2 separate regions of the Mus musculus genome follow, and region 1 is linked to region 2. A link is a contact called in ENCODE Hi-C or POLR2A ChIA-PET data. All regions are on one chromosome and are shown on one strand. Each heading gives the region's core, a stretch centred on a gene start or an enhancer-like site at or near the end of the contact. The rest is flanking DNA. Distances are from core to core; before and after follow the strand shown. Region 1 overlaps Gm35696 (a long non-coding RNA gene). Region 2 holds the start of Rassf3 (Ras association (RalGDS/AF-6) domain family member 3).

Evidence for each region. Hi-C counts contacts between places; a loop is a spot of excess contacts on that map. ChIA-PET counts read pairs that join two places held with the same protein, here RNA polymerase II (POLR2A).
Region 1: a map of heart shows a loop between it and region 2 (3-fold over the local background). The contact joins the enhancer-like site here to the promoter of Rassf3 in region 2. A Hi-C loop is called at or near these places in 19 of 37 maps with a recorded cell type or tissue (T-helper 1 cell, adrenal gland, gastrocnemius and 4 more). POLR2A ChIA-PET finds 5 or more read pairs at or near these places in 5 of 5 experiments (Patski and embryonic stem cell).

The regions. Positions count from the first base shown.
Region 1 is chr10:121,514,792-121,517,974 of GRCm38, reverse strand. All of the region lies in intron 1 of Gm35696 (a long non-coding RNA gene), which reads right to left. Among named protein-coding and RNA genes, the nearest start is that of Gm35696, 6.3 kb to the right of the region's middle. Within about 2 kb of position 1,579, at least 1 of the 3 ENCODE cell types and tissues checked has a DNase peak (open chromatin) inside an H3K27ac peak, as active enhancers do; it is heart, where a contact is called at or near this core.
Region 2 is chr10:121,474,532-121,477,776 of GRCm38, reverse strand. It overlaps Rassf3 (Ras association (RalGDS/AF-6) domain family member 3), which reads left to right and starts at 1,527. Exons shown (of 5, transcript NM_138956.3): 1 at 1,527-1,774. The coding sequence starts at 1,667.

The sequences.
Region 1 (3,183 bases), core at 330-2,829, 40 kb before region 2:
TAGTAGCTCTCTTTAAAATGTCCATGATTTTAAATGATGTGTCCATGTGTGGTTTGTGCCTATAGGTCAGCAACATTGGATGCCCCTGGAGCTGAAGTTATAGTCAGTTGTGAGCTGAGTCACGTGGGTGACAAGAATGGAACTCCAGCTCTTCCCAAGAGCAATATACACTCTTAACTGCCGGGCTGTGTCTATGGTTACCCCCTCCCAAATCATGCACTTAAAAATTCATAAATGGAACGAATATCATCTTACACCCTTACCAGCTGTGGTGGTTTGAATGGGTATGGCCTATGGGTTTGAATACTTGGCTCATAGGGAGTGGCACTACTAAGAAGTGTGGCCTTGTTGGAGAAAGTGTGTCACTGTGGGGGCGGGCTTTGAGGTCTCACACGCTCAAGCTACTCACAGTCTTCCTATCACCTACGAATCTGGCTGTAGAGACTCTTAGATACACCCTCAGGAACTCTTAGAAACCCCTCAGCAGCAAGTCTACCTGTGTGCTGCCATGCTCATTGTCATGATGATAATGGACTAAACCTCTGAAACTGTAAGCTAGCTTCCAATGAAATGCTTTCTTTTATAAGAGTTGACTTCGTCATGGTGTCTCTTCACAGCAATAGAACACTGACTGAGACACCAGAAGTTCATAAGCAAGGTTGTCAAACTACAGCCGGGGAGATGGCTCAGTGGTTAAGAGCACTGACTGCTCTTCCAGAGGTCCTGAGTTCAAATCCCAGCAACCACATGGTGGCTCACAACCATCTGTAGTGGGATCTGAGGCCCTCCTCTGGTGTGTCAGAAGACAGCTAAAGTGTACTTATGTATAATAGTAAATAAATCTTTGTTAAAAAGCTTGTCAAACTATAATTTTATCTGTAGTTTCCTGCACAGTCATTTTTAACATTTATTTTGTTTTAATTAATTAATTAATTGATTGATGGATTGATTGATTTTTCAAGACAGGGTTTCTCTGTGTAGGCCTGGCAGTCCTGGAACTCACTCTGTAGACTAGGCTGGCCTCGAACTCAGAAATCTGCCTGCCTCTGCCTCCCAAGTGCTGGGATTAAAGGTGTGTGCCACTCACTATGACCAACTCTTAAGCATGTTTTAAAATTTAGGATCAGACACATCTAATCCTAGCTGCTCGTGAGTTCAAGACAGACTGACCAAAGTAGCAAAATCTCATCTAAGAAAGCAAATAAAATAAATTAAACTTAAAAATCAAATTCATATAAATATTTAAACTCCATTAGAAAATTCAACCAAAGCCGGGCGTGGTGGTGCACACCTTTAGTCCCAGCACTGGGGAGGCAGAGGCATGCGGATTTTTTAGTTCGAGGCCAGCCTGGTCTACAAAGTGAGTTCCAGGACAGCCAGGGCTATACAGAGAAACCCTGTATCGAAAAAAAATCAAAATAAAGAAAAAGAGAAAATTCAACCACTCCAAAGCGGGATGTAAGATATGACTGAGCAGTTTGGTCAGTTAGGGTTTTTAGACTAAACAGCCTGTTGTTTGTGGTGCCACCCGCAGAGGGCGCTCTAACACTAACTCCTTATGCTGCGATGTTGGTCAGTTTCTGACCTGTCTTCTAAAGGCTCCACGCGCTGAATGGTCTGGAGAAGGCCCAGGTCGCCAACATCACGAACGTGAACGTTCAGAAAGACTCCGAGTGCTGTTCAGAGAACCTTGGGGTCACCCTTGCCACAGTGCAAGGTATTTCTAAATGGATTTTTCCCCCTGTGTTTGCGCACATGCAGGAAGGAGGCTTATGTGCCACAGCGCAGGCGTAGCGTTCCCAGGACAGCTTTGTAGAATTGGTTCTCTCCTTCCAGCGATCAATCTCAGGACCCCAGTCCTGTGCAGCACCACCTTTACCTGCTGAGTCATCTTGCTGACCCTCTCAGCACGAAATGATATTTCTTCCCAATGTTTACAAATGAGATCAAGTTTACAAAGGAGACCAAGGTTTAGAGAGGTTAAGCAACTTTTACGAAATAAGGAAATGATAAGCATATTTTTTATATTCAGGCTCAATCCTCCACTAATACTGTTCCCCCTCTTTCTCTCCTTTCCTACTGGGCATTCCTAAAGGACATAAAAGTTCTGCTTTAAAAGGGAGGAGGGAGGAAGAAGGAGGAAGGAGGGAGGAGGGGGAGGAGGGAGGAGGGGGGAAGGAGGAGGGGGAGGAGGGACGAGGGTGTTGGCTTGTGCTAGAACATTTGTCCCGCACATGTGAGGCTCTAAACCGAATGCCCGGCACCTCAAAAACCAATTAATTTTTAAAAAGAGAGGCTAGAGCTGTAGGCTAGTTGGCAAAGTGCTTTCTTAGCATCCATCGGGTCTTGGTGGCACACATCTGTAATCTCAGCCCCTTCGAGGTAAAGGCAGGAGGGTCAGTAGAACATGGCCAGACATGGTTGCCATGTGCACCGCAGCCAAATATTCTCTGTCAGAGGCCCATAAGTACAGAAAGGAGAGGGCTAGCTCCAGGAATGGAGCCCATTGCTCTCTAGTCTGGTAGTCCTTGAAAAGATGAAACACGAGGCTGGTGAGATGGCTCAGGGGGTAAGAGCACCCGACTGCTCTTCCAAAGGTCCGAAGTTCAAATCCCAGCAACCACATGGTGGCTCACAACCACCTGTAACAGAGATCTGATGCCCTCTTCTGGTGCGTCTGAAGACAGCTACAGTGTACTTACATATAATAAATAAATAAATCTTTAAAAGAAAAAAGAAAAAGAAAAGATGAAACACTCCGTTCTCAGCTCTCCAGTTACCCAGGTCTAAAGGTTTCTCTGAAGAATGGCTGTAAGGATGGTAACAGTAGGTCCCGGCCCTGGTGGCAGGGTCCTTCCTCCTCGGAACCCAGCCACCTTGTCAGTCAGCGGGGGTTTGAAGGGATGTGGCCTTCTGTGGGAATGTCTCCCTCCCTCGGCCTCCCACCTTCTTCTGGTATAGAAACAGCACTCTAGATTCTCGTCAGTCTTATTCCTGGAACACACACTGTTTTAACTAAGTCACAAGTCCTGGGGGTCGTGGCCCCTTGCCTGTCTAGTGCACTCATCAGTAATAGCAATGTGGCCTAGTGGCTCCTGAGACTTCAGTGGCACCACCTGGCCAGTATTTCTTTGGGGCCCTCATCATATCCATGGATATCCGGTCCATAACAGTGACATCTAC
Region 2 (3,245 bases), core at 278-2,777:
GTCGAGTGGTGCCTGGGAAGAAGTCTTTCAAGTAAGGGCTTTAAAATAGGCTGTGACTCTAAGGCCCCTCTGGGGGTGAGTTCCCTGGAGTGAAAGGCCAGTTTGCATGCTGAACACGTGAATAAATCTGCAGGAAGGCAGATAAGTCAGCCTTCTTTCTGCCCGAGGGAGGAAGGAACTACACAGGAGCCATTTCTTTCCCTTGTCCCAGACTTCTCTCCGGTCTGGCTTTCCCCCCTTCTCGTTCTCAAGTGACGATTAGGCACTCAGTCCTGATTCCAGGAAGGGTACACAAAAACGCCACAGAAGCAGCGGGTCTCAGCCTGAAGGCGACTGCTACCTTTATGTTTTAGTCACAGCACTGGGGGAGTAGAGGAGAAAAGGGCTTAGCCATAAGCAATGACGAGTTTCTCTTTTAAAAAACTCCTTAAAAAACAAAACAAAAATTCTGCTACGGCCTGCATATCATAGCAGCCTTAAAGCTTCAAACCCTCTTTCCCATCAAGGTCTCTTGCAAGCAAGTTAGTAGGACTCAAGTCAACTCCATCACGCCAAGGGGAAAACGACCCCCCAGGTCACCCTAAGCAAAAAAAAAAAAAAAAAAAAAAAGTCGCATTTTAAAAATTTAGCAGATTCCCGAAGGGAAACCTTGTTTTTTGTTGTGTGGGTGAGAACGGAGTGGTCTAATCTACTTGCTCCCCCATGGGGTGACCATGTAAGGTTGCTTGTGGGAGGCGACATTTCCAAAGTGCATTTAAATTAAAAGTACTGGATTGTTCGGTGATTATGAAATTTGTCCCCCAAATTCTCAACTGCTTTAGCCATCCACATTTGGGACACGCCTTCGCCACAGGGAGGCGGGAAAGCTTTACCACCGAAGTTCAAAAGAACCAGAGAGGATGTTTTCTTTCAAATAAGCACAACCCAGTCGCTCTTACCCCACCCACCTCTGCTAACTTATAACGGTTTGGGAGGGGCCAGCCGCACGCGTGGCTCGACCCCCTCGACCCAGACCGTTTCCACCAAGGCCGAGCCCGAAGGAGAGTGGGAAAAGTTCTCCATTATATTGCCGCCCTCTCCAAAACTTCGGCTCCAGTGACGGGAAATCACTGAGGAGTTTGCAGATTCCGGGAGGTTGGGGAAGCCCTCGGGAGAACTGTTCCAGCAGGGGCGGTGCTCGAACCCACCTTCCTCCAACAGTCCACCGGTGCTAGGACGGAGGGGCGTGGCTGAGGGCCGCGGGCGGGGCCCCACCTGCGCGCGCGGAGCTGGGCAGGACGCAGCAGCGGAGGCCCGTGGGGCGGGGCCTGGGCGGGGCCTTGGTAGCAGGGGCGTGGCGTGTGCTGGGTCCTTGACGGGCTGGGGGCGGGGTCTTGGCTGGGCGGGGTCTGGTTTGAGGTGGGTGGGGCCTTGCCAGGCGTGGGGGGCTGGGTCCAGGAGGGGGCGGGGTCGTGGCGCACCAGAGCCGGGAGGCGCCCGGAGAGGGCGGCTGATCCTGCGGGAGGGGACCAGACGGCGGCTTGAGCGGCGGCTGCAGCTGCAGCAGGACGGCTTGCCGGCGGCTCGGGGCCGCGCGCCGGGAACCTCACGGGGCGGGCGGGCGCCGCACCCCGGCCTGGCCGCCTGCGCCCCGGGGAGGCCCCCTGCGCGCAACCGGACCAGCAGCATGAGCAGCGGCTACAGCAGCCTCGAGGAGGACGAGGACTTTTTCTTCACCGCCAGGACCTCCTTCTTCAGGAGAGCGCCTCCGGGCAAGTCCCGTTCGGGTCAGCCGGTGAGTGGCGTGCTCGGGGGTCTTGGCTCCACGTGTCTGCGCCCGCGCTGGGCGATGCTCGCCCGAGGGCTGCGGGGCTCTGAGAGTGGCCTTTGCCCTTTCGGCGCCTGAAAGGTGCTGGGAGCCTGTGCAGTGGGCGTGGGCCGCCCGAGGCGAAGGAAGGAGGTGGAAGGGCGCGGAGCCAGATGGCCTGGGCCTCTCTGCTTGGGGGACGCCGGCTGCGGGAGCAGCTCCAAAGAGCCGGGAGGTCCCCGGGCCACTCGGGATGGCTCCCCCGACAGCCCTTCGGGGCGACGGCCGGGTCACCGCGCCGTCCTGGCTGCAGTTTGCTTCTAGCTGCAGTTTGCTCGATGGCCCTGAGTGGCTTGAGGGCACGCAATAGCCCAAAGTGACCGAGCAGCCCCGGTGCGGGCAAGCTGCAGGGTAAAGGGACCGGGCGATCGTCGGTGCTCACTAAAGTCTGGGTCTCATCAGGTCCGGTTTGCGGGTCCTGCGGACGTCCTGGGTAGACTTAGCTCCAGAGGGCTGAGCCTTACGCCGATTTCTTCCTTTTTTGGAGGAAGGGTGCCGTGGGAAGCGTGGCTTGGGAAAAGACAGTACGGGAAGTTGTGCCAGTTTCACAGATCGGGACAGGGATTATTATTATTTTTTTTTAGGGGCGTCTTCCAAATGGGGCACTTTGGCCGGACTTGTAAGGTCGGCGCTTAACCGGTGGCCTTCTGGCCCTGGAAGCCGCACCAGGGAGCCTGGCCAGCTCGGCCACGCTCTCGTCAGATATAGGAGCTTTAACGGAACAAACTTGTTGCTCCTAAAAACACCACAGACGCACACCAGAGGTTTCTGTCAACTCTGGAGATGAAAAACAAGAGAAACTAATCGTTCAGAGGCCCAGTGATGGGGATTTTGGTGGAGAGAAATCTCTGCCCAGACTGCCCTTGCCAACCCTTTTAAGTTTAACAGGCCGTTGTTTTCTAAAGTAAAACTCCTTTATCAGATTTGGAAGTTCTAGGCTTTTTGGTCTATTAGATTTCCAAACTAAGAGGAGGAGGAGGGTGAAAGGCTAGGATGAGGTCATTATTGCTAACAACTAGTCCCCTAGTGAAGGGCTAGCTAGGGTGGGTGGTAGCATGCCTTTATCCTCAGACTTCAGGTTGCTCCGTTTACTAGGGTGACCTTTTATTTTCAGTAGAATGTGCTAATGGGGGAATTTGGAAGTCAGAGATTACCCACGACTCCCACTCCCACACTGCCTGGCCTACCTCCTGTGGGGCAGACAAGAAATGGCCTTTTCCCCCTTTCTCATCTAGTTTTTCCCTCATTGGGGTTCTTCACCACTTTACATATTCCCCTCCCGTTTGCCTTGTAAAGAGCTTGAGCCAGTTTGACTTGTATTCCAGAAGTGCCTGGTAATTTCCAGAAAACCAGGGGGTTCTTGAATTCTACCGGTGTGGGAGTCCCCTCCACGGGGGTC